Regions from separate parts of the Homo sapiens genome. Here region 1 is linked to region 2. The links are chromatin loops, found by intact Hi-C in ENCODE. Cell type or tissue: PC-9. All regions are shown on one strand. Links, peaks and the distances in the headings refer to the core of each region. The heading gives the core; the rest is flanking DNA.

The links. Hi-C counts contacts between places; a loop is a spot of excess contacts. Peaks named below come from ENCODE experiments on the same cell type or tissue, not always from the same donor. Only the 100,000 strongest peaks of a DNase experiment are listed, where the experiment ranks them.
Region 1: it touches region 2 in a loop (21-fold over the local background); 5 of 110 quality-filtered maps call a loop at or near these places.

What each region holds. Positions count from the first base shown.
Region 1 is chr1:85,843,596-85,858,812 of GRCh38, reverse strand. It overlaps COL24A1 (collagen type XXIV alpha 1 chain), which reads left to right. Exons shown (of 60, transcript NM_152890.7): 38 at 9,407-9,460; 39 at 11,041-11,148. Among named protein-coding and RNA genes, the nearest start is that of ZNHIT6, 140 kb to the right of the region's middle. In PC-9, for the core only: a CTCF peak has its summit at 8,279; DNase peaks (open chromatin) are centred at 8,382 and 11,912; H3K27ac peaks cover 1,338 bases.
Region 2 is chr1:85,572,154-85,587,370 of GRCh38, reverse strand. It overlaps CCN1 (cellular communication network factor 1), which reads right to left and starts at 6,610. Exons shown (of 5, transcript NM_001554.5): 1 at 6,324-6,610; 2 at 5,793-6,006; 3 at 5,087-5,443; 4 at 4,747-4,955; 5 at 3,421-4,631. The coding sequence starts at 6,386. The coding sequence ends at 4,329. It overlaps LOC124904208 (a long non-coding RNA gene), which reads left to right and starts at 10,325. Exons shown (of 2, transcript XR_007066201.1): 1 at 10,325-10,345; 2 at 11,467-15,217. It also overlaps a transcript of DDAH1 not described here. RefSeq lists enhancers at 4,952-5,473, 6,740-6,789, 6,520-7,042, 9,442-9,501 and silencers at 5,890-5,939, 5,950-5,999, 6,010-6,069, 6,500-6,629, 9,982-10,261 and 1 more. In PC-9, for the core only: CTCF peaks have their summits at 4,728, 5,972 (motif pointing right), 9,972, 10,172 and 1 weaker place; DNase peaks (open chromatin) are centred at 3,000, 4,850, 6,730, 7,220 and 4 weaker places; H3K4me3 peaks cover 5,968 bases; H3K27ac peaks cover 5,801 bases.

The DNA of each region.
Region 1 (15,217 bases), core at 4,647-12,646, 270 kb before region 2:
GCCATGATCATGCCACTGCACTCCAGCGTAGGTGACAAAGCAAGACCGTCCGAAAAGAAAAGAAAAGAAGGAAAGGAAAGGGAAAGAAGGAAAGAAGGGAAGCAGGGACGGAGGGAGGGAAGAAGGACGGAGGGAAGGAAGGAAGGAAGGAAGGAAGGAAGGAAGGAAGGAAGGAAGGAAGGAAGGAAGGAGGGAGAAAATAAGGAGAAAATATGTTATTGGGATGTGGAGTGACCAGGTAAAGGGGTTACCTATTTAGGGTGGTCACAGAAGTACTACCTGAGGCTGCATTGAGCCAGGCACCTAAGCATAGAGAAAGCCACCTATGTGATTATCTGAGGAAAAGAGATTTCTAAATAGAGGGAATATCTAACGCAAAGGCCCTAAGGCAGAAGGGGTTTTAAAAAGAAAAGAAAAAAATGAAAAAGAGCCCTGTATCTAGATTATAGTAAATAATTGGAAAACATGATGTCAGAGAAATGGTAGGAGCCAGATCATAGGGAATTATAGACCATGATAAGAGGTTTGGTGATTATTCTCATTGCAATGGACAGTCATTTGGAAGGTTTTGAACAGGCAGAAGGGTATGATTAAAATTGTTAGTGATTATTTGGGCTATTGTGAAGAAGTGAGCTATGGGGTTAAAAGTGGACCAAACCACTTATAAAGCTTTGGCAGTAGTCTAGATGAAAAATGTTGGTGGCTTGGAATGAGAAAACACAGTGATAGTGAATAATGATCAGATTCAAGACATATTTTAGAGGCATAGCTAACTGAATTTGCTCCTGGTTTAGATGTTGAGAAGATGGGATAAAGTAATAAATAATAAACCCTAGATTTTAGCCTGAGCAACTGAGTGGATAATCATGCCATTAAATGTGTAACAGAGCAACAAATTTGTACTTACAGATGTGCAAATATGTAACTTCTTTATTTCTGGCTCATCTGGTTTTCCTCACAAGCTCCTACTTACTGATTAGTGGAATGCATTGGGGTTGCGGGGGATGGCAGCAGGCAAAGAGAAAATTTAAAATCTGACTCAGTTGAATGCTTAAACTTAATCTAATCATATAAAGTAGTAGTTTCTTCAGGTGCTCAGACTATCAAGATGCTTAGTCTCTCAAGTGTATCAGTCCTTGACCTCTCTCTTTTACTCCTTTCCAACATTGAGTCTGTGTGTCTTGTGATTGCAAGGATGAGGATGCCTTGGATATTGATGCAGGTGTTATTTGTGCTAATTGGGACAGGGTAATCTTCCCTCACCGCCTACCCTGATGGTTTCTGCTGATGATGTTTACATCTAGTAATTTTCATTTTTTTCTTTGTCTTTTTTTTTTTCTTTTTTTTTTTTTTTGGAGAAGAGGGTTCCCTTGCTGAACTGGTCTCACATCAGGTCCCACTAATTTCTATAGATGTCTCTGAGGTCTGTTGTGGTCCTTATTCAGTACTAGCCAAGGAAACCTGCTCTCCAGCCCTTATTGTAGAGCTATATATTCCTAGAGTAGTGATCACCCTGTCCCTGCCACAAACTTCCCAGCTGTTTCTGAGTTGCCATCTACATCATATAGGAATCGAAGAGTAGCTCAGGAAAATTTAACCATATGGTCTTCCTCATTTTGACTTTGTTGTTGAGTAACCATATTGACAGGGCTACCCACCAGGTGATATCTACAAAAGATACCTTTCAAATTCCAAATGAGTAATTGCAAAAAAGATCTCTCTCTGACAAAACTCAGAAAAAGGAAAATATGTCTCTCTCTCCTCCTTTGCCTTCCCACATTCTCCTGGAGCCAAAACAAACAGACAAACAAAACCTCCATGCTTCTCTTTACTTCCCCTATGTCATATCCTCATCCTTCTATCATCTAGTAAAAGCCTTATGGTAATACATGGAAAGTGTCTTCTCTATCACAGGACAGCTTTGTGTGCTAGGTGCTCCAGACTCAACTCATGAAATGTTAAAAGTTGGAAACAAGGAAAACAGAAAAATATTATTTTAAGGCATTCAGCCTTTGGGCGTACAGACACCTGAGGCTGAACAGGCAAACTCCTCATATTCAAAGAGGCAAGAAAGAAAACCATTTTACTAATTTTCAAATTTTGCCTTATTACAGTGGAGGTGGGGAAGAGTAGGAGGAAAGCAGTTTAGGGTTAGGAGGAGGGATTTAGAGACTTTGGTTTTGGACGCGTAAAGTTTAACATACCAAATACAAATGCAAAGAGCTATCATTAGGTAGGGTAATCAGAAAGTCAGTGATGGAGTGAGAACAGGTGATATAATTAGGGAATCATTAGAATACAAATTTCTCAAAACTATACCATTAAATGGAAATTAATCAGTCTGCTCCTGAAAGACTTTTGGGTAAACAATGAAATTAAAGCAGAAATCAAGAAATTCTTTGAAACTAATGAAAACAGTGATACAACATACAAGAATCTCTGGGATACAGCTAAAGCAGTGTTAAGAGGGAAGTTTATAGCACTAAATACCTACCTACATTAAAAAGTTAGAAAAATATCTAATTAACAGCATAACATCACACCTAGAGGAACTAGAAAAACAGGAGCAAAACAAACCCAAAAGCTGAAATAACCAAAATCAAAGCTGAACTGAACAAAATGGAGATGAGAATAAAACATACAAAAGGTCAACAAAACCAAAACTTCATTTATTGAAAGAATAAATAAGATTTATAGACCATTAGCTAGACTAATAAAGAAAAACAGGCAGGGAGATGATCCAAATAAACACATTCAGAAATGACAAAGGGGATGTTACCATCAATACCACGGAAATACAAAAAACCCTCAGAGACTATTATGAACACCTCTCTGCACACAAACCAGAAAACCTAGAAGAAATTCATAAATTCCTGGAAACATACAACCTCCCAAGATTGAACCAGGAAGAAACTGAAACCCTGAGCAGACCAATAATGAGTTCTGAAATTGAATCAGTGACTTAGAAACCTACCAACCAGAAAAGCCCAGGACCAGATTGACAGCCATAATCTACCAGAGCTATAAAGAAGAGCTGGTACCAATCCTACTGAAACCATTCCAAAAAATTGAATAGGAGGGATTCCTCCCTTATTCATTGCATGAGGCCAGCATCATTCTGATATACAACAACAAAAAAAGAAGACTTCAGGTCAATATCCCTGTTGAACATAGATGCAAGAATCGATAACAAAATACTAGCAAACTGAATTTAGCAGCACATCAAAAAGCTAATCCATCATGATCAAGTAGGCTTTATTCCTGGGATGCAAGATTGGTTCAACATATGTAAATCAATAAATGTGATCCATCACATAAATATAACTAAAAACAAAAAACACATGATCATCTCAATAGGTACAGAAAAAGCTTTCAATAAAATTCAACGTGCCTCAATGTTAACCCTCAACAAACTTGACATTGAAAGTACATACCTCAAAATAATAACTGTCATCTATGACAAACCCACAGCCAATGTTATACCTAATAGGCAAAAGCTGGAAGCATTCCCCTTGAGAGATGGAACTCTCACCACTCCTACTTAATATAGTACTGGAACTCTCAGTCACAGCAGTCAGACAAAAGAAAGAAATAAAAGGCATCCAAATAGGAAAAGAGGAAGTCAAACTCTTTTTGCAGATTATATGATTCTGTACCTAGAAAACCCTATAGTCTCTGTTCAAAGGCTCCTAGATCTGATAAACAACTTCAGCAAAGTTTCAGAATACAAAATCAACGTACAAAAATTAATAGCATTTCTATACACCAATAACATCCCAGCTGAGAAACAAATCAAGAGTTTAATGCCACTCATAATAGCCACAAAAAGAATAAAATACCTAGGAATATTTGGGAGGCCGAGGCAGGTGGAACACGCTGTCAAGAGATCAAGACCATCCCGGCCAACATGGTGAAACCCCTTCTCTACTAAAAATACAAAAATTAGCTGAGCGTGGTGGTGCACACCTGTAGTCCCAGCTACTCAGGAGGCTGAGGCGGGAGAATCGCTTGAACCCAGGAGGTGAGGTTGCAGTGAGCTGTGATCACACCACTACACTCCAGCCTGGTGACAGAGCGAGACTTTATCTCAAAAAAAAAAAACAAAAACCTAGGAATACAGTAACCAGGGAGGTGAAAGATCTCTACAATTAGAATTACAAGACACTGCTGAAAGAAATCAGAGGCAACACAAACAAATGTAAAAACCTTCTATGCTCATGGATAGGAAGAATCAATATTGGTAAAATGGCCATACTTCTCAAAAGCAATTTAAAGACTCAATGCCAGTCCTATCAGATTACCAAGAACGTTTTTCACAGCATTAGCAAAAGCCATTCTAAAATTCTTATGGAATCAAAAAAGAGCCCAAGTAGCCAAAGTAATCCTAAGCAAGAAGAATAGAGCTGGAGGCATCACAAGTACCTGACTTCAAACTATACTACAAGGCTACAGTAACTAAAACAATATTGTACTGGTACAAAAACAGTTACACAGACCAATGAAACAGGTTAGAGAACCGAGAAATAAAGCCACACAACTACAGCTATCTGACCTTTGACAAAGCCGATAATAACAAGCAATGGGGAAAGTTTACCCTATTCAGTAGATGGTGCTGGGATAACTGGCTAGCCATATGCAGAAGATTGAAGCTGGACCCCTACCTTTTACCACATGCAAAAATCAATTTAAGATGGATTAAATGCTTAAATATAAAACCTAAAACTATAAAAACCTTAGAAGAGAACTTAGGGAATACTATTCTGGACATCAGCCCTTGCAAAGACTTCATGACAAAGATTCCAAAAGCAATTGCATCAAAAACAAAACTTGACAAATGAACCTAATTAAACTAAAGAGTTTCTGCACAGCAAAAGAAACTGTCAAAAGAGTAAACAGACAACCTAAGAACAGGAGATAGTTTTTGCAAATTATGCATCCAACAAAGGTCTAATATCCAGAATCTATAAAGAACTTAAATCAATAAGCAAAAAACAAACAAACCCATTAAAAATGGGTAAAGGACTTGAACATACACTTCTCAAAAAAAGACATACATTTGGCCATCAAGTAGATGAAAAAATGCTCAATGTTGCTAATCATTAGAGAAATGCAAATCAAAACCACAATGAGATACCATCTCATACCAGTCAGAATGGCTTTTATTAAAAAGTCAAAAAATAACATGCTGGTGAAGTTGCAGAGAAAAGTGAACACTTATACACTGCTAGTGGGAATGTAAATTAGCTCAGCCACTGTGGAAAATAGTCTGGAGATTTCTCAAAGAACTTTAAAAGAACTACCATTCAACCCAGCAGTCCCATTACTGGGTATATACCCAAAGGAATATAAACTGTTCTACCATAAAGATGCATGCGCATTTATCTTCAGCGCAGCACCATTCACAATAGCAAAGACATGGAATCAGCCTAGATCTCCATCAACAGTGGACTGGATAAAAAAAAAAGTGGTATGTATACACCATGGAATCCTATGCAGCCATAGAAAAAGAACAAGATCATGTCCTTAACCAGCAACATGGATGCAGCTGGAGGCCATTATCCTAAGCAAATTAATGTGGGAACAGAAAACCAAATACCACATGTTCTCTTTAAGTTGGAGCTAAACCTTGAGTACACATGGACACAAAGAAAGGAACAATTAACATCAGGACCTACTTGAGAGTGAAGGGTGGGAGGAGGGTGAGGACTGAAAAACTGCCTATCAGATATTATGCCAATTACCTAGGTGACAAAATTATCTGTACACCAAATCCATGTGACACATAATTTATCCACATAACAAACCTGCACATGTACCCCTTGAACCTAAAATAAAAGTTAGATAGAAAAAATAAAACATAATACTGTGGTTACTGTGGCATGCGCCTGTACTTCCAGTAACTCGAGAGGCTGAGGTGAGTGGATTGCTTGATCCTAGGAGTTCAAGTCCCGCCTGGGCAACATAGCAAGACAATGTCTCTAAATAAATAAATAAAAGTAATATACAAAAATAGGTTCCATTCTTTTTCACCAGCAATGAGCAGTTAGATATTTTTAAATGCAATTTCCAACACAATTAGCCACAAAATTAAGTACCTAGCAATACATCTAAACAAAATATTTGTAAAAATGGTGTGGAAAATTTTTGCAATTAAAGAAATTATAATCATTTATTAAAGAACTAAATAAATGGACAGTTATTTTATATTCATGATAGGAAAACTCAATATTATAAAATTATCAATCTTCTCCTATATTAATGAATACACTTAATACAATTTCAACCAAAATCCCAATGGGATTTTTAATAAAACTTGATTGATAAAAAGTGATTTAAAAATTTGTGTGGAAAACCAAAGGGCCAATATTAAGACAACTTTAAAGAATAAGTTGTGCAGAGGTGGGATGGTTGTGGAGGAGGTGGAAGAGAGAATCTGACCTATCTGATATAACTTATTATTGAAGCTAGAGTAATTAAGTTAGTTAGTGCCATACTCATTCACAAATAAACAAACAGACCAATGGAAATTGAAGATAATGTAGAATCAGATATAAGTATATTTTGAAACTTGATTTTTGATAAATTGATTATGCACTACAGATCTATAAGGAAATGAACAATTTAATAAATGATACCAGTACAATTGGTTATCCAAATGAAAAAAAAAATACTCTCCCTCACACAAATGCGCACGTGCGCGCACACACACAAACACACACCCCGCAAAATTACATTCCAATTGATTAAAGGCTTAACTGTTAAAATCAAAATCTTAAAACTCTTGGGAGAACATTTAAGATAATATTTTATGACCTTATAAGGAAAGGGGAAGCAGTAAAGATTTCTTAAAACAAAGCACTAAAAGAAACAGAAAGAAAATATTAATGACTTTGACTGCATTAAAATTGCAAACTTGTGTTAGTCCAAAGTCGTAATAAACAAGGTGAGAAAATAAGATACAAGCTGGGAGAAGAGATTTGTGATATATGGAATGAACAAAATATAAGTATGTATAAAAACATATACATGTAACTAAATAAGACAGCCCAGTAGAATAACGGGCACAAGATAGGAACCAGAAATTCACATAGAGATATAGATGTCCGATAACTTTATGAGTAGCTATACGTTTTTCCATAATAACCAATAACATAAATTGAAATGATAACATCATTCTGCACCCATTTTAAGTCTCATACGATCAAGCATTATAGGAAATATGAAGTAAGTGGAACTCTTAAACATTGCCATTGAGGATGTAAATTGGCAAAATCACTTTGGAGAACAATTTGACAATATCTGATATGCTTGAAGATGCATGTATCCTACAACCCAGCAATTCAATTCCAGGGTACATACCCTATAAAAACTCTTGACATGAGCACATAGAGACAAGTACAGAGTGTTTATTCCAGCATTGTCTGTAATAGCAAAAGAAAGCCACCAAAACATTAACCAACGGGAAAAATACTTAAGTTGTGGTTTGATAATAACATGGAATCCTGTAGCATTTTTTTAAGTAAATGAATTAAAGACACAGTAATTTCAAAACAAAAATGTGTTAAAAAGAAGTTTCAGGAGAACACATAAAGTATGATACTGCTTTTTAAAAATTTTTAAAGATACAAAATACATATTACTTGGGGATACAAATGGAGTAAAATTATTAAGAAATGTGTAGGAACAATAAAATTCAAGACAATGATTGCACCTGAGTAGGGAAAAAGGGTGATGAGTTTGGATAAGTATATGTTTAATGTGGGGCTTCAATTATATGTATATATATATGTAGATATATATATATATATATACACACACACACACACATAGACATACACATATATTGGTTCTATTTCTTAAAGTAGATGTAGGTAAACGGGCTTTCATTGTACCTTTTAACATCTTTACATGTACTTAAATATTGTGTAATACACTTTTAATAAACAGCAGAAGTTAATAACGACTAGCATATTTTGAGCTCTTCATCATAAGTCTAGTCCTTTCTAAAGTTTACATGCATTCTCTTATTTGCTCTTAGTCTTTGAAGATGTTCTTTTATACCTCTTTTATTTAACAGGAATCTGAGGCCTTTAGAAATTAAATAATCTACCTACGGCTGTATAGGTAGGTGTTAGGTGCCAGAGCCAGAATATGAAATGGGAGCAGTCTGACTTTTAAAAGCTCACACCTTTAATCTCTATGAAGATTAATCAGCCTCTTTTTGAAAGGCCTCATTAACTTCAAAGAAGTCCTCAGGTTAGTGCAACTACCATTTCTACCTCTGGATGCAGCTATAACTACAGCAATAGAGCACAACAGCTTTGGCCTCTAAATTCAGTGATTTTCTGAGGCTAGAAGAGCATTTTCTCAGGAGCATAGGGTATGAGTCATTTCCTTAGGTATCTGTTTATTCGTTCAACAAATATTTATCTAGAGCCTACATAGCACAGTGGTAAACCACAAGTTATTTCTTGTCTACATCATTTTTGCAATTTGCCAAGCTTTTGGGACACAAATTTGAGATTTCTATTTTCATTTCCAGCGAATGCAGGGAATGTTGTGATTAATTATTAGCCATTTTAGAACTTGCAACCTGGCTTACTGTGGAACTCACTTAAGCCTAACCATTGTTTACCTGAAAATTCATATAGTGCCCCACTTTTACTTAAAAAAAAGTGTATATTGAAAACTTTTAATATACTTTTAGCTACACAAAGGACAAATTGAAATGAAAATATTATTTTTAAGTTTTATATGATTACCTCCTTTTTCTCTCTGTATTTCCTTCTTTTTTTCCCACAGATCAACGAATATCTCTTTAACTCTTTCTACTCCAGTGAGATTTTGAGATTTTCTTTGACCACGTACTAGACACATTGAAATTTTCCTTGACCATGTACTAGATGTATTTTATACTCTGTACTTTCTTTCATATGTGTGTGGAGACTTCATTGGATAGGCAGAAGTCCTGTACTTTCCACAAGATGCTGAGCTCCCAGTAGCTGATAGAAATGCTGAGATGGATGCCTTTGGGTTTATACTTTTTTATTTTAGTTAAACGTGTTTTACAGCCTGTGACGTAGAAGGCATGGGTTAACTTTAATTACATTCTCTCTAATTAAAATGGGTATACTGAATCTAAGTAATGTTCCACCTAGAATAATGAACAGTGTAATTAAGACTCTCTTGGCCAGTTTGTGCATGTGAACTTTATAGCTAATAACAGCTACACCTCTAAGTCATTGTGACCTCTTTTTAAATGATACAAACCTAATAATGTGAAAATTAACCCTCATTTTTACTTCTCGTCCAATCCAATCCAGTGATTATCTGATAGAAGTATTCAAATACTCCATCTCATCTTTTCTTTAACCATTTATTTCCTTTTTTATATTGAATATTTTAGGGACCTGAAGGAATTGTGGGAATTCCAGGGCAAAGAGGTCGTCCAGGAAAAAAGGTAATTTTTTACATCTTCTTATGCAGGTTTTCTTTCTTCTGATGTGCCCAGAACTCCATAGACTGCTGTAATGTTTTTAATTTGGACTAGATAGTAAAGTAGTAAAGAATTATAAATGTTGCTTTAAAAGATACATTTATATAAATTAATATTTAATTTCAGTTAGGAGTACTTATTATCGTGATTATTTGAAGGCAAATTTTCCATTTTGTAGTTTGTAAAAAATCTTGGCTTTTCCTTCTTTCTCTTGTTTGCCAAAAATTCTTTTAGTAGACCATGGGCAAGAAGAAAGATAAAAGGAAAATACTATACCATTTGTGCTTTTCAATGACAACTTTAGTAAAGTATTTGAGGGAAGAGAATGTAACTATAATTATTTGTTGTCAATGTGTTTTTCTAAGTTGGTTTTATTTTTTCCATATATGAAGAACTACAAATCAAGAATATTTTTATTTGCTTACTTTATATTTTACTAAAAATATTTTACTAAAATCAACATTCATAGTGAGACAGTGCAAGTCTTTGTATAATAACAACCTGCACCCCTGGAAAAATAAAATAAAGCCTCTTAGCTGTTATGAATCCCAAAAATTTCCTGTCCAACTGTGTTCACAGTAGTTTTTCTTTGTATCTTCTTGTTTATCAATAATAGAACAGGTTGGTTCTCACTTAGGAAAATGAAGAATAACACAATGTTGTTTAAGAACAGCTATATTTTGGTGCTAAAGAAAGGTCAGTTTGTTGGCTGGGCGCAGTGGCTCACACCTGTAATCCCAGCACTTTGGGAGGCCGAGGTGGGCGGATCGCTTGAAGTCAGGAGATCGAAACCAGCCTGGCCAACATGGTGAAACCCTGTCTCTGCTAAAACTACAAAAATTAACTGGACGTGTTGATGGGTGCCTGTAATCCCAGCTACTTGGGAGGCTGAGGCAGGAGAATCGCTTGAATCCAGGAGGCAGAGGTTGCAGTGAACTGAGATCTTGCCACTGCATTCCAGCCTAGGTGATATAGTGAGACTTGGTCTCAAAAAAAACAACAACAAAAAAGAAAGGTCAGTGTGTCTAATAGAAAACAGAAGATAATTAGTTTTCTGAAAGATGTAAAGTGATGTAAAAATGTTGCAGATTTTTCAAGGCATACTCCAAGCCAATGAGTGATGATCCTGAATGTACAGAACTGCACACTGGAGCTCTTTTTGTATTGAACAGACCTTGTTGCATTGAAATTCTCTATAGAAACAGACTTTCCAAAGAGCTTATGATTTCTTATAGTAACAACACATACATGCATACTTACATACATATATAGCAAAATTCAAAAGTAAAAAACGGTTATTTGGATTCAACATGAGCACCAGATGCCCCCTGCTTGTTTGGTCAAAATTTTTATTTTATCTTTTTCCAAAATTACTTTTATTTTTAAAATAACTTATATAGTGATGGTATGTTATTGTTGTTAATAGTGATCTGTAATACTGTTAACCAGATAATCCTCAGGAGCTATTCAGGAATATGATATAGTTAATTAATCTAAGTATAAATTTTTTTCTTGCTTTTCTCTCTTAATAATGTCATCCACAGGGTGATAAAGGACAAATAGGACCCACAGGAGAAGTTGGAAGCAGAGGTCCTCCTGGAAAAATTGGGAAAAGTGGTCCTAAGGGTGCCAGAGGAACTAGAGGTGCTGTGGTCAGTATTTGACTTGCTTCCAGAATTGAGTCACTGTGGATGGGAAAGAAACGTATCCATGCCCTTAAAGTTTCATCCCTTGATTAGCTTTACAGACAAAGCAATAGTTCCATTGAAAATAATCTACCTCCATGGGATGTGGAGAATTGTAAGCATTCCACAGTACTTAAACGGCTTAGTGGTTTCTGGACATGAAAAAGGAAAGAGAAAAAAATGAAAATGGAAATAAAATATGAAATGAGGTTTTAAAAAGTAAGATTATAACTCCTAACCAAACTAGGAAATTTTATATGGCCAGCACTTAAAATTGGGATTTAGTATCTGTATAAAACTATGCTGTCATGGTTGACAAATTGCTTTGAAAATTAGGTTTACTTGAAATGGATTTTCTTTCTCTGGTTGGAAACAAACCTGCTTTATTTGGATATTATTTTTCTAACCAATTGTGATAAATCTAACATCTAATTTTATCTTTCATCTTTCTCAGGAACTTTGCATGATGTTAGGAACAAGTGTAGCATGATACTTATGAACTCTTATATTAGGAAAATTATATTGCGAATGTATTTAGACCTGTTCTGAAAGTCAGCATGAAAGAGATGCAAAATATTTAAAAGATTATCTAATTGAGTCTTCTGTTTCATAGGCTTTTTTACAAAATGCATGCGTATTTCCATTTAGTGTAGTCTCCATTTAAATGTCACAAGTGCTAGACTTTTCACTAAGGCTTTTTAGAGATCATTGCATAATCCATTTGTTGTCTGAGGAAAGTTTGCCTCAGGCTTATTTTCGGTATTCTATTCCTTACTGGGATCTAGGCCTTTCTTACTTTCTTTCATTTAAATTACTAGCATTTCTCTGTCTTTGACCTGTATACAAAAACATTTTATAATGTTATTAATTTTTTAATTTGACACGTTCCCAACCTACCTTCCCAAGAGGTTTCATCAAATTTGCACTCCCACCATCAACATTTCATATTACTTCTTTTGATGTTTGCCAATCTGATAAGTGAGAATGTGTATTGCATTTTTTCTATTTACACTTTCCCAATTGCACTTTTTTCTTATGGAAGTTGCCTGTTCATATATACTGCACATTAGATTGTTGCCTTTTTCTTATTGATTTGCAATCACTCCTTATATGCTTAAAATATTAATATATTTTTGTTAAATATGTTACAAAATATATTACAAATGCTTTTCTTTCTGCAATTTATCTTTTAATTTTGTATATCTTTTGCTGTATAGATCATTTTAATTTTTATATAGTCAAACTTGTCAGTCTTTTCCCTTTCAGTTTCTGTGTTTATTTTATTAGAAATGCCTCCCCTACCTAAAGTATATAAGAATATTCTTCCATATTCTTCTAATACTTTTATAACTTTATTTTTACCTTAACTCTTTAAGATGTATGGAGGTTTTTGGTTTTTTTGTGGGTATTTTTTTATATAAGGTGTAGAAGACTAAGTTTATTTTTTCCAAACTTATAGACAGTTGTTCCAATTCTATTTATTGAGTGGTCAGTCTGTTTTCTGCTTTTCTGAAATGCTTCCCTTACCATAAACTGAATTCTCAAATATTCATTAGTCTGTTTTTCTTCTACTTTATTCTCTGAATCTAGTAGTCTATTTCTGGGTCAATACCACACTATTTTACTTACTATACTATTGTGATACCTTCTGTTAGGGCAAATACTTCATAATTCATTTTACAAAAAAGTTTGACTCTTGCTATGATTTCCTCTTTCATGTGAACTTTCAATTTCCTTCAATGCTGAATCTTTCTATAAACACCATATGTCTTTTTATTTACTCAAATCTGCTTACATATTCATCAATAAAATATTTCCCTTATCTCTGTTCTTTAATCTTTCTTGTTAAGTTTATTCTTAGTATTTTTGTTTTTTTGTTTTGCTTTGCTTTTGAGTTTTATTCTCAGTGTTAATATAATCCTTTTTCTGTTACATCAACTTAGTGGTGCTGTTGGTGCTATTATATTTTGATCTTATATCCACTTTAACGAATGTAGATGATTCTCATAGGGATTCTTCAGGTAAATAATATTGCCTCCCCTTATTTGCTTCTCTGAATTACTACATTGATTAGAACTTCTACTATAGCAGTGAATAGAAGTCATGATGAAGAAAACCTTGTCTTGTGGGCCTGTCTTTAGTGAAAATGCTTCTAATGCTTATAATATCAAGTGTTGTTTACAGTTGTTTTTTAGATATACCATTTATTTGTTTAAAGAAATTTATTTTCATTCTTAAATGAGAGTTTTGACCAAGAGTAGATGTTGAATTTTATCAAATCCTTTTACAACATTTTTTTAGATAATCCCATAGTAGATGTTGAATTTTATCAAATCCTTTTACAACATTTGTTTAGATAAACCCATGCTTTCTCTCCTTTGTTTGTAAATATAAGAAAATTCCTTCATAGATTTCCAAAAGTTGAATCAACCATGAGTTCCTAGGATAAATCTTACTTAGGTTTAATTATATTATTATTTTAATGCAAATAGATTTCATTTTTTAACATTTTATTTAAGAGTTTTATTTTAGCTTATTGAATGTAGTTTACCTTAAGAGTTTTGCATTTGTATTTGTAAGCAAAGTAGGCCTATTTCTTCATTCCATCGTTCTTCATTCCATCCTTTTTTAATGTATGCTATCATTGATTGGATTTAGGCATAAGTGTTAAGCAAGTCATATAAAATGGGTTGGTAAATTTTTCATATTTTTCTGTGCTCTGTAACAGTATGGAACATAGATATTGTGTCTGTTCTCCAAAGGTTTTATAAAACTTGCTATTAAAACAATCTGAGCCAAATGTTATTTTATTAGCAGTAGATCTTTGGCTTTCTTTTCAAATTTTGTATCTTCTGGAATAAATTTTTGAAATTTTTTCTCAAAAAGTATCAATTTCAACTAGATTTTCATATTTAGTAAGTGAAACTTGAAATGACTATTTTCTTATAATTAATTTTTTTTCCTTTGGTTATGTTCTTCTTGTTTCTAATGTTGTTTTATCGTGTTTACTCTTTGCGGTGATCAGATTTGCCAAATATTTTGCTCTTTTATTAGTCAGTTCAAAGTGTCTACTTTGTTTTTCACTCAACTTTTTAAAATGGTTTTCTGATTCACTAATTTCTGCTTCAGTATTAATCTCTTCTTGAATTAAATGTCTGGCCCATTTATTTTATTTATTTAATAAATGCATTATGAAGCTACCTGTTCCCTTTTGAGTGCCACTTTGGCCATATTCCCGTATTTTTATGTTTGTGTTTTTACCATCATTTACTTATAAATAGCTTGCAATTTCAGAGTTTATTTTCTCCTGAACAAGAGTTATCTTAAAGGATCTTTCTTTTTAAGTAGATTTTTAATTTTTATTGCTCATTTTTAATTACATTGCATTATAGCCAGAGGATGTGACCTATATGATTTCTGCTTTGAGGAAATTTACTAAAATTTTCTTTGAGGACTACTATATTCAAATTTTGTCAAAAGATTCCTTTTTCTCTTTTCTTTTCTTTCTTTCTTTCTTTTCCTTTTTTGGGGCTAATAAACAGTCCTAAGTATTTCTGTTAAATCAAGTTGTTAGCTAAGCTACTTAAATCCTTATAGCTTTCTTACTGTTTTTTTTCTTGCTATTTGAGTCATTGATTTCTGAAAACAGATTTTGAGATCTGTTCATCACATTTTCTCCCCACTTATTTTTGGGAGGTTACATATTTTGCATATATATTTTAGGTACATTAAGGTTCATTTTTTCTTTTATGAATTGCATATTTTATTTCTTGTTATGTTGGCTCTAGAGTCACTTGAGTCAGCAGCAGCCTTTAGCATTGCCTGCTTTTGGGGCAACAGTTTCCACACGCATTCACTTATCTTCTAGGCAAATGCAATCATCAGTTACCCAGCACAAGTAGAATAGGAATACCTGACTCCTTTCCCCAGTTAGTCACCTGAACCTATCCTGCCCCTTCAATGTCTTGATTTCAGCATTTGAAATTTCCTTGAGACTACTTGCACATCTGCAATGATTTTTTTCTTTGCATATTTT
Region 2 (15,217 bases), core at 2,959-10,958:
TTGCTATGTAACAAACAAACCCAAAACTTATTTCTTTATAATTACCGTATTGGTTTGCCCACTATTTCGTGGGTCAGGAACTATGGGAAGGACTCAGCTGGGCAGCTCATCTCTGATTCACAAGACATCAGCTGGGGTGGCTGAGGCTGGAGGATTCACTTCCAAGATGGTTTCTTCATGGACAGGTGTAATGCCCAAGTGCTCCTGGTCCTTTCTCTTTCTCCACATGGCAACTCATTCTCTAAGGCCTATCCATGTGGCTTCAGCTTCTCACAGTCTGCTGGTCTCAGAGTAGTTGTACTTCTTACATGGAAGCTCATTTCTAAGAGAAAAGATGGAGGAACTCCTAGCCAGTACTGCATGTGGAACTTGTACCACATTGCATTGCTTCCTCCACATTCACAGGTCAAGAGCTCACCCACATCCAAGAGGGTGGAGAAATAGACCCCCCCATTAATGGGGGAGCAACAGAGGCACATTGCAGAAGGGCACATGGAGTGGGAGATATTGCTGCAGCCACCTTTGGAAAATACAATATGCTATAAATGAGGAGGCCATTCTGGTAATTCAGACAAGGGATGATGGTGGTCTCATCTAGAGGTTTGCTCTGGAGATGAGAAAGGGGTAGATTCAGAATATATGAACAGAATATATGGAAACAGCAAAGCAGTAACAAATGCATCTGAGTATTTATTAATTGTAGTTTATAAGATTACATGGATGAATATTGCCCACCACCAATGGAGAAAGTCACAGCTATATCTAATCTATTTGTAGGACAAATGGATCATTGTCATGTTTCAGAATATGCTTTGTTTTAAAGCATCAGTTGTGTAGGGCAAGGAGTTAATGAGGCCTGGATAGGGCTATACAGTGAGGTTAAAGTATGGACCTGTAGACTCTGAGATCCAGGAATTGCTGTGTCCTCTAACCAAGGGTGCTTTAGAAAGTAAAGGGGGGGGAAGGGGTCTAGCCACAATACATTTTCAAACGCTTCATGGAAACAAGTGCATTTGATGACAGAAAGCCTTGAGCAGTTTTCAGTTCACACATGTGGTTACTTGAGGAGATAAAAGTTTTAAGGTATGAGAGCCAATGTACCGAAGTGGGTGTATGAGAAAGGGTTTTTGGGGTGACAAAAATGCTGAAAGCTATTTTCCTACTTTAACATGAGGGAGTGAAACAGAAACTTGCCCAGAGTCACCTAGTGAATTCATGGCAGAGCTGGTGCTAAAAGACATGATTCCATGGGATTCTTTCCACTGTATCACCTGCCATTCTGCCCAGAGCATAGCTTTGCTCTGTACTGTGGTCATACTGAACCACTGCTATTGCTCAACTGACTTTCAAGTAGTGCCAGAAGGCTGCAAGAAGAGGTTGTGAACAAACCAAGTCTGTTCCCTCTGTTGGAAAACATAACTCTAAAATATGCTTTGCTAATTTTGACTCAGTTGCATCTCTTTGTGGAGCAGACAACACATATGTTCATATGAAAAAATAGTCATAGTGAGACTACTTGCTGTGCTGCTCAATGTCCCATAGAGTATTTCTTAAAATTCGTGGAATGCCTAAGATTCTGAGATCACTCTCTCAGTTCTAAAATCTCTACCAAAAAATAGCTCAAGACCACCAGGATCTTTTGGATTGAAAAGCAAGAACAACCCAAGGTCTTTACTGTGCATGGGAAGGTACATATATATTATAATGAATATTTCTATATGTAACTTCTATTTCATATATGCAGATGCATAATTTTTGGTTTGTTTTCTCAATATTTAAAGTGGGCAGAGCTCCATTCTGGATGTAGGTAAAACTTACGTGTTCTAAATATCATAATTTTATTCTCCACTACTTTTAATTTCTTCAGGTTTTTCTATAGCTAAACAAAAGACATAATTTGCTTGTATTCATCTTCTTTATTAATTGAACACACTTATTGTAAATGGAATTGGCACTTTCAATCACCCTCATTATATTTACTAGGATGAAATTAATAACCCAAAGATTCAGTGTTTTCCCATACTAGGTTCTGTTTCACATTTGAGCTTATTTGGACAAATACTACTTCCCTGCACACTGAAAGGATCTGTAAAATATTGCTCCTTGATCTCTGCATAAGAAGCAATTTGTTGGACTCCAGTGTTGGAGAGCAATACTTCAGGGTTGATGCTTGGGAATGTGTAAATCTTGCCTATGGATTTAGATGTCTGTTCAACAAGATTGCACCACAAAAGCCTCACACCTTTATTATGTTTCACACGTTACATTGCACTGACAAGTTTAACTGCATCCACGACTGGGCCAGCTGATGTTTAAATTCTCAAATACCTTAACATTTGAATGTCTCAGGCAAGAAACCTGACTATTCAGAAGGCACAAGCTGTAATATTTCAGGCAAGTCAAAATCAGAAGTGAAGGCTTTTGGCCATAGATTTTACTAGTGCATTTATATTAACCTCTATGCATTTCCATAAGGCTTTAAAACCATTTCTTAGGCAGTATTTTTCTGTGGGTCTTCATTAAAGTATGGATCTTATTTAATCTACTTGGAAAAATCCCTTCAGGATCCCAGGAGCTGTCCTCCTCCATTCCTTTTAAAAGCACTTTCTCTTCTGCCTAAAAACTCAAGTACTCTCTTAACTAAGTGCGGACTGAAATATTTCACTATGGATTTGAACAGGAGCCAACAGTGATGATGAAAGGAAAACTTCTCCCTATAAAAGGTTTATTGTCAGCGCTTTCTAAAGATGAAGATGCTTCTGAAACAGACTACTGACATTTTCACAAACATTGACACAGCCTTCTCAACCTCTCCTAGACCTATGATTTGGGTCCCTTTCTTTTAGGAATGCTCTGGACCTTTGACCTTCTGAATAGCCAACTCTATATAACTGCTCCCTCCCCCATCAATATAACGTATATTATAAAAAGGAAAGGGGGATGGGGTAGCTTGGCCCTCACGCTATTGGAAAAGTAGTTGAAATTCCTTGCATTCCTTTGCATTTAACAGCATGTTTACCTAATCACCGGCTTATTAGGATTAACACAAGTCATGCTTCAAGCTCATTTAGTGAAAACAAACTGACTCCTATAGACTCAGATTTTTCCTCATAACAGCCAAGGGTAAATTTCTAAGTAGTTCTAATTTTTAGGAACGGTATTGGGAAAATATAAAGTTATAAACAAGCAAGTCTTTAGAATACATTAATTATATTCAATCTTGCCCATGGGTCTGGATGTGGGCAGCCTGAGTTATGGACTACCCCTTTTCATTAAAGGGTTTCTCTACTCTACTAAAGTGGCATGCCCACTAACCTGGTGATTAAAATAATAAATTATTATAGCCATCTCACAGAGTGATGGAGACCCTTAGGCTTTATATTCTGATGAACATGAAGCGCTGTTTTCTTAAATCACAAATTTAGCTTCAGAATCTTTATTGTGCTTCATACAATGTCGTGTTCAATACATGTTTTTTAAACATTACTTTATATGCAAAGACTTTTCTCTACTGAAGGTATAAAAGCAATCATTATCTTATTTTAATAGCTTAATTCACTGCTGTATCCCAATAAGTCCTGTTTGAATAATTGAGTACGTGAGCTAGGTTGTTCCTAATGACTTTGGAGCACCTCTAAAAATACCGAATGGCATACACTCAGATATTAGGTAAATATTTCTTTATTAAATGGTTAATTCCATAAATAAAATCTTTTCACTGAATATAAAATTAAAATCATTTACAAATTATTCCAGTATTACATTTCCCCTCCCTCCCCAAAAGCTACATTTTGATAAATAAAACATTCAGTCTTAAAACACCTGATTTCTGTTTGCAGTTTAGAGTGCAGATAGCTGCCTCTCACAGACACTCATGGAGTGTCCCCCTTCAGGAAGGGATGGAATGCCCTCCCATTTACTTTTGTCAAAGGACGAATAAAAGCTTTAAACTGTCCAACTAATCTTATTATCTCTTTTACGACTGTAGAACCCCAAAAGGAAAAAAGCCTAGAGAAAATATGCTTAGCAAATAATTTACAAACAGAAAACAGAAAGTCATCAACTCCACAAGCTCCAAAATGAAGCAGTAACATGTGCTCCAATACTATGAAGCAAAGTATTCTCCAATCGTGGCTGCATTAGTGTCCATCCGCACCAGCACCCTTGGCAGTTTCGAAATACCTTAATGCTCCTCAAGAATGAGCAAGGCTTCCTTTCTACAATGAGTCCCATCACCCACACCACCCCCGCCCATTTTCTCCATGATTCTGATTCTGACACTCTTCTCCCTTGTTTGTCTAGGTGTGCCCTGGAAACCCAGGTAGCATTTAGTCCCTAAATTTGTGAATGTCATTGAACAGCCTGTAGAAGGGAAACGCTGCTTCATTGGCATGCGGGCAGTTGTAGTTGCATTTGCAGGACTGGATCATCATGACGTTCTTGGAAAATGTCTCCCCATCTTCGCAGCGGAACCGCATCTTCACAGTCCTGGTCAGCTGGGGCGTGCAGCATCGGCCGTCCACGCAGGAACCGCAGTACTTGGGCCGGTATTTCTTCACACTCAAACATCCAGCGTAAGTAAACCTGACTGGTTCGGGGGATTTCTTGGTCTTGCTGCATTTCTTGCCCTTCTGTAAGAGAAAGGAGAGAAGGAAAGTTAGGGGTGATATTTCTCTTTCTTCAAAAAGATGTTCACATCCCACCCACCTGCCAGGCAACAGTCTACACGTCCCTGAAGGAACTTACTTTCAGGCTGCTGTACACTGGCTGTCCACAAGGCCGCACCTCACAAATCCGGGTTTCTTTCACAAGGCGGCACTCAGGGTTGTCATTGGTAACTCGTGTGGAGATACCAGTTCCACAGGTCTTTGAGCACTGGGACCATGAAGTTGTTTGAACAATACATTTCTGGCCTTGTAAAGGGTTGTATAGGATGCGAGGCTCCATTCCAAAAACTAGAGACATATAAGAGGGAAGACTTCTCAGAGGCATACCGACACAAACAGGCTCAAGCACTCATTTCTACAAAGATTTAGACCAGAAATGCATCTCAGTACAGTGTCTGAAGTGCTCAGTCTCCACTTACCAGGGAGCCGCTTCAGTGAGCTGCCTTTTCCAACTGCAATCAATTCATTGTTTCTCGTCAACTCCACCTCGGAGGCATCGAATCCCAGCTCCTTGCCAAGGAGGCCGTCCTGGTCCTCCATGGGGTCCTTGATACTATCCTCGTCACAGACCCACTCCTCGCAGCACTGCCCGGTAACTTTGACCAGCCGAGGGTTGGGACAGCCCAAGTTGGGGAGAGATAGTTCTTGGGGACACAGAGGAATGCAGCCCACGGCGCCATCAATACATGTGCACTGATGTTTACAGTTGGGCTGGAAACTTTCCCCGTTTTGGTAGATTCTGGAGTTATATTCACAGGGTCTGCCCTCTGACTGAGCTGCAAAGATCACCAAAAGAGAAAGGTAGAAGGGGATAAAGTTAAGATTCCAAACCACCGCCTGAAACTCATACATATTTTCTGCTGTTAAATTCAATTTATGGTAAAGTTCCCTACAATTCCCCGGAGACTCCAGACCAGAACAATAAGTTAGTCAGGAATCACTTTTCCGTATGCGCTTTCGTTGGGCCCAGACACACTGAATTGCATTCCAGACTGCTGAAATCATGTGCCTTTCTGCCAAGCTACCAACAACAAAGCATCACCATACATGGTCTCAGAATTACTAAACTTCTGGACTATGGGGACTAGTATTTTTTTTAAAGGGGCCAAACCACAAGCATCTTACCTCTGCAGATCCCCTTCAGAGCGGTGGAGCTGGCGCCGAAGTTGCATTCCAGCCCCTTGGTGTGGTCGCAGGGCTGCGTTTTGCTGCAGTCCTCGTTGAGCTGCTTGGCGCAGACCTTACAGCAGCCGCAGCCGTCCCGGACCAGCCCGACTCCCGGCGCGCACTTGGGCGCCTCCAGGGGGCAGTGGCAGGCAGCGGGGCAGGTGGAGAGCGCCTGGAAGGGGGAGAAGATACGCGTGAGACTCGGCGCGGTGCGCAGGAGGGGCGCCGCGGCTGCCGCAGTGAGGGACGGGGGTCTCCGACCCTATCGACGGGGAGCCTCTGATCTCGTCCAGCCCGGCCACCTCGGAAGGCTGCTCCCACCAAGAGGTCCCGACACGTCTTCGGGGGGAGGGGGAGAGTGCTTAAAGAAACGGCTACCCGCAAACGATCGCGAACTTTTTAACTTTTCCTGCCGTGGGCAATCTGGGACCAGGGGAAGGGGCTGGAGAGCGGACGGGGAATAGGTGGCAAAAGGAGAGTCCAACTCACCAGCCTGGTCAAGTGGAGAAGGGTGACGACTAAGGCGAGCGCCCTGGCGATGCGGGAGCTCATTGTGGCGCGCAGGAGTAGCCCGGGGCGAGCGCGGCGACGAAGACGCCAACAAGCTGGTGTGCAGCGGACAGGCCGTGCGCAGCGGGGTCGGGGTGGCGGCGCGGTGGGCCCGGTGGGCAGGGAGGCGAGGGCTGGGCGGCGGGCGGGCGTCTTTCGCTCGAGGTCCCGGCGGAGAAGGCGCGGAGGGCGCGGGCGCTGCTCGGGGGCGCTCTCGCTCGCGGTCTGCCCAGGCGCCCCGGAGCCCGCCTTTTATACGGGCCGGCGGAGGCGCCGCGTGTTGCAGTGACGTCGGCTCTGTCTGCGCGTTCCAGAATTCTCAAACATCTCAGGAATGCTGGTTGGCGCGGGCTGCTGCCAAGCGCCTCCCCTGGCTCCATTGCACCTTTGTGTGTGTGTGTGTGTGTGTGTGTGTGTGTGTGTGTGTGTGTGTGTGTGTGTGTCTGTGTGTGTGTCTGTCTCCCAGACCCGTCAAGAAAACAGTTCGGGGGGTGTGTGTGTGTGTGTGTGTGTGTGTGTGTGTGTCCCAGACCCGTCAAGAAAACAGTTCGTTTTTTCCACCTTAAATTACGACTTATGTTGGGAAGGGTTCTTTGGGGCGTGATGGTGGTGATGGTAGTTGGAGGGTCGTGAGGGGCGAGGGGGGCCAGTTCAGAACTTTGCCTGGACTGGGTGGGTGGGAGGACCTGAGAGGGAGGAACAAAAGTCGTTTTGTTTGGTGATGCGAGTTGACCGGGCAGCCACTGAAGCCCTCACCCGGGAAGGCAGTGAGCTGTTTGCTTTTTTACAGCGAAGGTGAGAGGCAAGTTATCTGTTGAAAGAGTAGAACGGGGAAGAGGAGTGTGTCTCTGAGTCAGGAATATTTGTGGACTTCAAAGAGGCGTGTTCGGAACAAGTCCCAAAGCTTTGGCATGATGTTTATTAGCAAAGTTCAGTGAATTGCAAATTAATACCCACAGTGGCATTTATGAATGAAAAGGCGGGGGGGGGGTGGGGCGGGGGGAAACTTGCCCATCGTCTGGCAAATTCCCAGGCAGAGGTCTCCCCCACTCCTCCAGCCCTTCCCTCTTTTGGGTATGTTGTACTTGTTTGTTTTTGGAGGTTCCCACTTTAGTTCCAGCCCACTGCCTGGGTTGGAAGTCCGAGAGGAAACGAACGCGGGGAGTTCTCCGGGAGGCTGACTTATACTTCCTCACGGATGCAGGAGACGGGGTAAGCCCTTCCCGCCTCCCTCCGCGGGCAGGAGGCTATGCTAACCAAGCAGCCAGCCAGAAGTGCAGGAGACCACCGTGGAGTGGCCTGAAATCATCACCTGCAAAGACCGCAAGGCCAAACCAGATTCCAGGACCATTGTGCCCTATGAATCTCTGGGAAAAGCAGACTCCTTCAAGCTGGACATTTTGTGGGGTTTTTAACTCCTTTCCTAGGGACCACTGGAAGCCTCCCATTTTAAATGAATTGCAATGCCCTTCTCTCCAAGTACAGAAAAGAGATTTAGGATGTAATATTTTGCAGTAAAAATGTCAGCAGATTTTAAGATCCCGTTCTACTTGCAACACACTCAGTAGAAGACCCCACCACAAGACAATTTACTTGAACATCACCAATACCATTAGTGTGATTGATAAACTTTCCCTGCAAGTTTCAAAAACTTTTTGCATAATTTTAATAAAAATTATCATGTAAGACTCATATGCTCTAGGATAACTACTTATCCTTTTTAATGTTTAAGGCTATTCAGACTTCATAATTTAGCAGTCTTGCTTGAAAAGGCCCTTAGTGCTAATGCTGACTTTCCTGATAAGCACAATGAGAATCTGTCAGGATGAAAACACACTCCAGTGAAGAGAATTCTTGCAGGAAGGAGTTCAGTTTCATTCATTCCAAAGTGCCCTTTCATAAATGGAAGCAGCATTTGCTAGAGGGAGTGGGATCTCTAAAGCTCTGTTAGAGGGTTAGGGGTGGGAGACTTTTCAAGACAATGGATTGTCAGGTGTTATGCAAATACAGTGAGGAAAGTGTGGGCCCAACACGTACACAGGTTAATACATCAATTATTATTTACAAAACACTGTTTTTCCTGCCTTATCATTTCATTATTGTTTCCTTCTTAATGAAGTGACGGGGGGCGGGAGGGGGGAGGAGGGGTGCAGGGACAGTACTGGTTGAACTAGAGAGAGAATGGAGAGGAGGGTTCCTGGCTTCTGTTGTGGCGTCTTTTCTATTTGACTTCATGGTTGTAAGTATTTCCAGATGGTGAATCAGACACCAGACGTAACAATATTTCCATATTTGGGTATAGCAGTAGCCTGCGTTTTTAACATTTTTCTGCCTCTGTTATCCAACCACAAAGCATTCTTGACAGCTTCAAATGTTGTTAAATATAGATTTAACTTCTCTTCCCAGAGCAGGAAATTCTTTGGAATTCCTTGTTTTTCACGCAATCTGTCCATCATGATTTAAAATAAAAGCACAGTGGATCATCCAACTGGCCGTATATACCTTAATTGGAGGTTGGGGATGGGGGACGGCAGAGATCCAGTCTGCCGCACTGCGTTCAAACACACGCCATTCCAGAGATTCCTTTAAAATCACATTAAAGTTTTTTTAACAAGGGTGTGTGGGTTTGTTTCTGGACTTCAACTGGGGAATCTTGAGGATGAGTTTGCCCCAGAAGAGAAATTTAGAGAACCTTACCGTCAGCTGCCCATTTAAAGCAGGGGGTGTGTTGTGGGATGGGGGTGGGAAGCTGGAGCAACAGGGCCAGGAGGTGTGGGAGCGGGAGACACTAGAGTAACCTATGTGCACAGCCTCTCCATATACCATGTGCTGTTGCGCCTGCTAGTAATCGACGACATTAGGCAAGAGAAACAGCGGCTCCTCAAGTCCTGCCCAAAGACCGTCCAGAAACCCCAGCCTCCCGTCGCCTTCTCGCCGCCTCCGCTGGGAGCCGCAGATCAGTCCAAGTTGACGGACAGGAGGCGAAATGTGCAAATGTTTATGGGTAAGTGTTGCTTCGGGTGCTAATTCTGTATGGCTCTTTTGCTAGTTTCTCCTTCACCCTCCCCATACGGGTGCCCCAGGAGGAAATAACGGACTGCCTTGTTTCCTTGGGCTGCCTTGGATTGCAATCCACGGAGAAGGGGCTACTTGTCTTCTGCAGCTCCTGGCTTCGGGCTGAGAGATGGGGACGTCTCTCAACCGCTGCTGCCAGGGAATTTTAGGTTACCTAATGAAGGGCTCACTGTCTGGCGGCAACCGAGAATAATAACGGTAAATCTGGCGACTCCAGTTTCCTAGCCCTAGGAAGGCTCTCAGACTAGCGTGCATCCGAGTCGCCTGGAGGGCTAGTTAATGAATGGTTCTCTGGGTTCCCACCCCAGAGTTTCTGATTAGTTACATTTCTAACAAGTCCCCAGGTGATGTTGATGCTGCTGGTCCGGAGATCACACCCTGAGCACCACTGCCCTGGACGACCGGAGTGCCTGTAGTAGGGGTGTGTGTGTGTGTCTTCATAGATCCTCGGCTGCACACCCAACCTCACAACTCCACTCTTCAAAGCCACCTTAATGAACAGAACTTAATGGTGTCTGCAAAAGACCGGCTTTAAGGTGGCGCCCCCGTACCATCCCATTTCTCTCCTCTACCATTTCCCCGCCCCCATCCCCTTGGCTTGACAGCCAGGAGAGCCCCAGGAAGCCAGGATCCTGGTGGCTGCGGCAGGAACTGGGTGGCCGACGCGCGGAGAGGGCGGTCGGCTCCGGGACCCCTGCGGAGGGAGCGGAGAGGGTCCGCACCGCGAGAGGGTGCGGGACGCGAGGCATCCGGACGCGCCTGCCCGGCTGCTACCGCCGCCCCCTGCCGGCCACCCCGCCCGCGCGCCCACAGTCACCGCGGTTGCCAAGAATCGAGGTTTCCGGCGGCGCGCGGCGCAGGACGTTTCCAGCCCCGGCCCATATTTGGTGAAAGTCTTTCAAGACTCCGTCATCTAGCTTCGGGGGGCGGTGGCGGTGGCGGTGGCGGCGGCGGCGGCTGTCCTGCGACCCGGCCTGGCAGGCTTGCGGCCGCCGCGTTCCTGAAAAGTGCGCCGCGGCGGCCCGCGCCCAGGCCTCCCTCCGCGCGGGACCCCGGAGCGTTGCGGGCGGCGGGGTAGACCCGGGCAGTTTGGCCCCAGTCCTCACCCCTCTGAGGGCCGAAGTCCGCCCTGCGCTGCGTGGGAGGCTGGCGCGGAGGGCGCCGCGGCCCAGTTGTGTCACTTTTCCCGTCCGCCCCCCTGTTGACTAGTCCTCCCAGCGGGGCAGCGAGTTGCCGTGCTGTGCCAGACGTAGAGGGTGCGTCCGGCGCAAGGGTGTGGGGCTGTGTGTGTATGTGTGTGTGTGGGCGGGGGGATGTTCGGAGGATGGCGTTTGCGTGGACACCAAGCGCACCCGAGAGCGGGACGTGTAGCCAGCTCTGGGGAAAAGCCCCGAAGGGCCTGGATTCCATTATCCCCAGAAGGGACACATGGTAAAGCTGGCTCTCGGTTTCTCCTGGCCTCCCACGACCCCTTCCCCTCTTCCTCCTCGAGAAGTTCCGCGTGTGGGGAGCCCTGGATAGGAAGTCCTGGCTCTGCCATCAGTAGGCTGTGGCCTTGGGGACGCTGCTCATCCTCTCGGGACCTTGCCTGCTTCTCAGTAAATTGGGAAAGGAGGCAGCAAGTAGTAAAGCCAGAGCAGCTCCTTTCAGGGCCAAATCTCATGTCATCCCCTCTAATAAATTAGTCAGAAATTAACACATTATATAGGGTTCACATAGGTTGGGCATCATTTTAAATGCCTTCTATATATTGATTTGTTTAATTCTCAGATGCCCCATTGAAGCAGGTCATCTTGGTAACACCATTTTCTTTTTTTTTTCTTTTTTTTTAAATTTTATTTATTTATTTTTATTATACTTTAAGTTTTAGGGTACATGTGCACAACGTGCAGGTTTGTTACATATGTATACATGTGCCATGTTAGTGTGCTGCACCCATTAACTCATCATTTAACATTAGGTATATCTCCTAATGCTATCCCTCCCCTCTCCCCTGACCCCACAACAGGCCCCAGTGTGTGATGTTCCCTTTCCTGAGTAACACCATTTTCTATCTAAATGAAGAAATGGAGGCATGGAAGGTAAGTGACTAGCCAAGGTCACTCACCTAGCCAGCAGCGAAACTGGATTTGGGCCCAGATCATAAGGTCTCACACTTAACTACTGTGCTATACTGCCTACTCTCTATCTCTTACCTCAGACATTCAGGCCCATCCTCTTCTCCTGGAAATTTACCTTTATTTAACTCTATCACAGCTTACCCAAATAGTCTAGGTGAAATGCATCAGATATAAAAAATAGTTGATAAATTACCTGAAGCTGTGCTAACCCCTGAGAATTGCGTAATGTACTGGCTCTTAGGAAGGAGGGAGAAAAGGAGTGTTGTATTTTAACAGAAAAGGTCTTAATGCAGATACATATATAGAGTGGTCTTTAAGCACCTTGGCAGGCTGGTGGGGAAGATGTTTAGGACCTCTGGGGTTCTTTTGACACCTCATAAGCCACATTGTTCAGGCAATCCCTACTTCTGGAATAAGGCTTGGCCTGGTAGGAGTTGAATTTGTCATTGAGATAAAGGTTTCAGCATCACTTACTTGATGGTTCATCAGTCTGGGTGTTCACTGTGGACCCAGTCTGTTTTTGTTGTTGGTTTTGTTTTGTTTTGTTTTGTTTTGTTTTTTTGTAACATGGTCTGGTTCTGTCACCCAGGCTAGAGTGCAGTGGCATGATCTAGGCTCACCATAGCCTTGACCTCCTGGGCTCAAGCCATCCACCCGCCTTAGCCTCCTGAGTAGCTGGGACTACAGGCTCATGCCACCACACCCAGCTAATTTTTGTAGAGATGGGGTCTCCCCATGTTGCTCAGGCTGGTTTTAAACTCCTGGGCTCAAGCGATCTGCCCATCTCGGCCTCCCCAAGTGCTGAGATTGCAGGTGTGAGCCACTGCACCAGGCTCCCCGTCTGTTTTTAACCCGTTTTCTCCCCAACTATGTTATAATTAATTACATATATATATATATAGAGAGAGAGAGAGAGATGGGTTTTCACCATGTTGGCCAGGCTGGTCTCGAATTTCTGGCCTCAAGTGATCCACCCGCCTCGGCCTCCCAAAGTGCTGGGATTACAGGCATGAGCCATAGCGCCTGGACTAATTACCCATATATTTGAGGACAATGTATTTACCCTTCCCTGAATCCCAGATTTATTCAGAGCTTGTGATGTGTCATGGCATAGTGCTAGGTACTGGTGACATGAGAAAGAGGATTTTAATATTGAACGTCCCCCGCAGGACTGTAAGGCATATTGCAGAAGTGGGTACATAAATGCTGTGTGGATACTTCACTGCCTGAGAGGAGTTAGGGGGAACGACTAATCTGGGGCTGAAAGGATGAACAGGAGTTTGATAGCAGGGCAGGACATTTGAGAGGAAGGGAACAAGGCCTTGACTGGGCATAACAATCAGTCTGATGCACTGGACCATAGGATTCCTTCTGAAAACTGGCAAGAGATGTCAGTTGGGACCATCTGCGAATGGCCTTGCTGTCATGGCATTGGAACTTTGCAGAGTGAGCCATGTGAGCTTTTTGCCTAGGTTTCCTTGTCTATAAGATAACAGGATTCTCCTAGCTCAGAGGACACACACTCAAGTGCCTGCAGGATTCAGCCAGGTAACACCATGCCATGACTCAGGATTAGTGCTGGCTGATATTTGGCCTTGGCCTTGGGAACCATGGGGACACTGGAACCATCTATGAGAGGCTGAATGGTTACTAGGTGAAAATGTAGGTTCACTGTTTGCATATTTTCTCATTTTAAAAAGAGATACTAGAGATCTGAATTTTTATGTGAAGTCTTCAAAATTTTAAAATGTTGGCAATTAATTACAATGTTAAAATGCCATCTAGACTAATCCTTGGAAAACCCAAGAAGACAATGTCTGTGGGTGCCATTTGTGATCTCTGGACTGAATATCTCTAAGAATCTGTCTTGCTCCAGCATTCTATAACTCCCAGCCACCTGTGAAATTGTAGGGAACAGCACCCTGGGCTCCATTTAATTGTCAAGTTGACTAGACTTTATTTTGTTTAAGAGTCAGGGCTGCTACTTACCTCTTGGTTGTAGGAATTTATAACCTATTAAGAAAATTGGAATTGGCTTTTTACAAATTTTCTACTTCATCCACTCTCCAGCCACTACTCTGTCTCCCTCCTTCCTGTCCCCCTGAATTGATGATGTAAGCAGCTGGCATTGCCTTGGCAATATGATAGGAAACACTTTTTTAGGGCATCCATATCCCGTGGGAACTCTTATCTGTTTATTTTCTCCACTTGGCATCTATCCACAGGAAGCCAGCATTCCTAACTCCCTTACCTTACAGAACTTCTTGTTTTGTGATAACACAGAAACATTTTATTGGAAAGGACTGGAAGGCACCTCTCCCACCACACCCTGCAATCCATCTTCTAGAGATGATTGAGCAATATGAAATATAATAATTGTAAGTCATTATCAAATGGCTTGGCTCCAGATTGAGAGAATCAGCAATTAACCTCTGCCTTTCGTGTTTTATTTCTGGAGATACCTGTCTCTTAACCAACCACTAACATCACACGTAGCACATCCAGAATTTAGAAAGGATTTGCTCTGGGCACAGTAGATGAGCACACAGATTCTACAGAGAGATTGAAGTGATTTATTTGTGACAAATTTTTGCAAGTCTTGGGGATTGAGTGTAAGGGAGTATTCAAGCAGTTGGACTTACTATGTGAAAGAAGACATAAGACATATTTACTGCTCAGCCTGATGCCTGGCACATAGTAAGTGCTTAATTACAATTATTCCTACTGCCAAGCACCATCATTATCTTTACTTTCACTGCAATTAACATAGAATGAGCTAGTCTTATTCTCTAGAGAATACTTTCTATTCTTTAGAACTCTAGTTATAAAATCAATAAAATTCTTTGGTATATGGTATATAGATGATATGATTAAAAGGATCCATCCAGCCAGGTATTCTGGCTGCACTGAGACACCAGTGACTATCTAAAAAACCACTCAAATGGGCTTACCTCTCATGGCACTGGGACTTTGCCTACAGGCAGTGGTGAGCCATGTGATGTTTTGCTTTGGTTTCCTCATCTATGAGATGATAGGATTGCACCAGCTCAGGAGTGGTACACTCAAGTGCCCCAGGAATCAGAGAGGTAAAAAATGCCATGCCTGAGCGTTAGTGCCGGCTGACACTTGGCCTTAGCACTTGGGAGACATAGGAATAGTTGGAAGCATCTATGGGGCCTGGGCTTTGCCTCCCATTGGCTAAATGGTTAGTATACACAATCTCATCAGATCTTTATAAACAACTCTGTAGGATGAATATTTTATTTCCATTAAAAAGATGAGAAAATTGAAGCTTTGCTAGATGTCAGTAATTGGTGCAAGGGGGCAGGGTTGTTAAGGTAGAGCAGAATACCTGTTTCAAAGACCATTCCTTTCGGGGAGAGCATGGTATTTGTCCTTCATGAAATCTGCCTTAAAGTTCAGGAAGTTGCCTGCAACTTCTTGACTTCCCCTTAACAACTGACTGTGAATCTGTCACTTAAATATTGTTCTAAATGTGTCTTTAGCTTGTGTTTTCAGTAACTGTGGCCCACAGTTTCTTAATGAGAGTCTGATAATAAACAAGTTAAACAATGAAAAAGGGTTCTCTCCTTAGGGCCCTTGCCTGAGCTTGTTTCTATTTCCTCTGGGAGGAAAAAA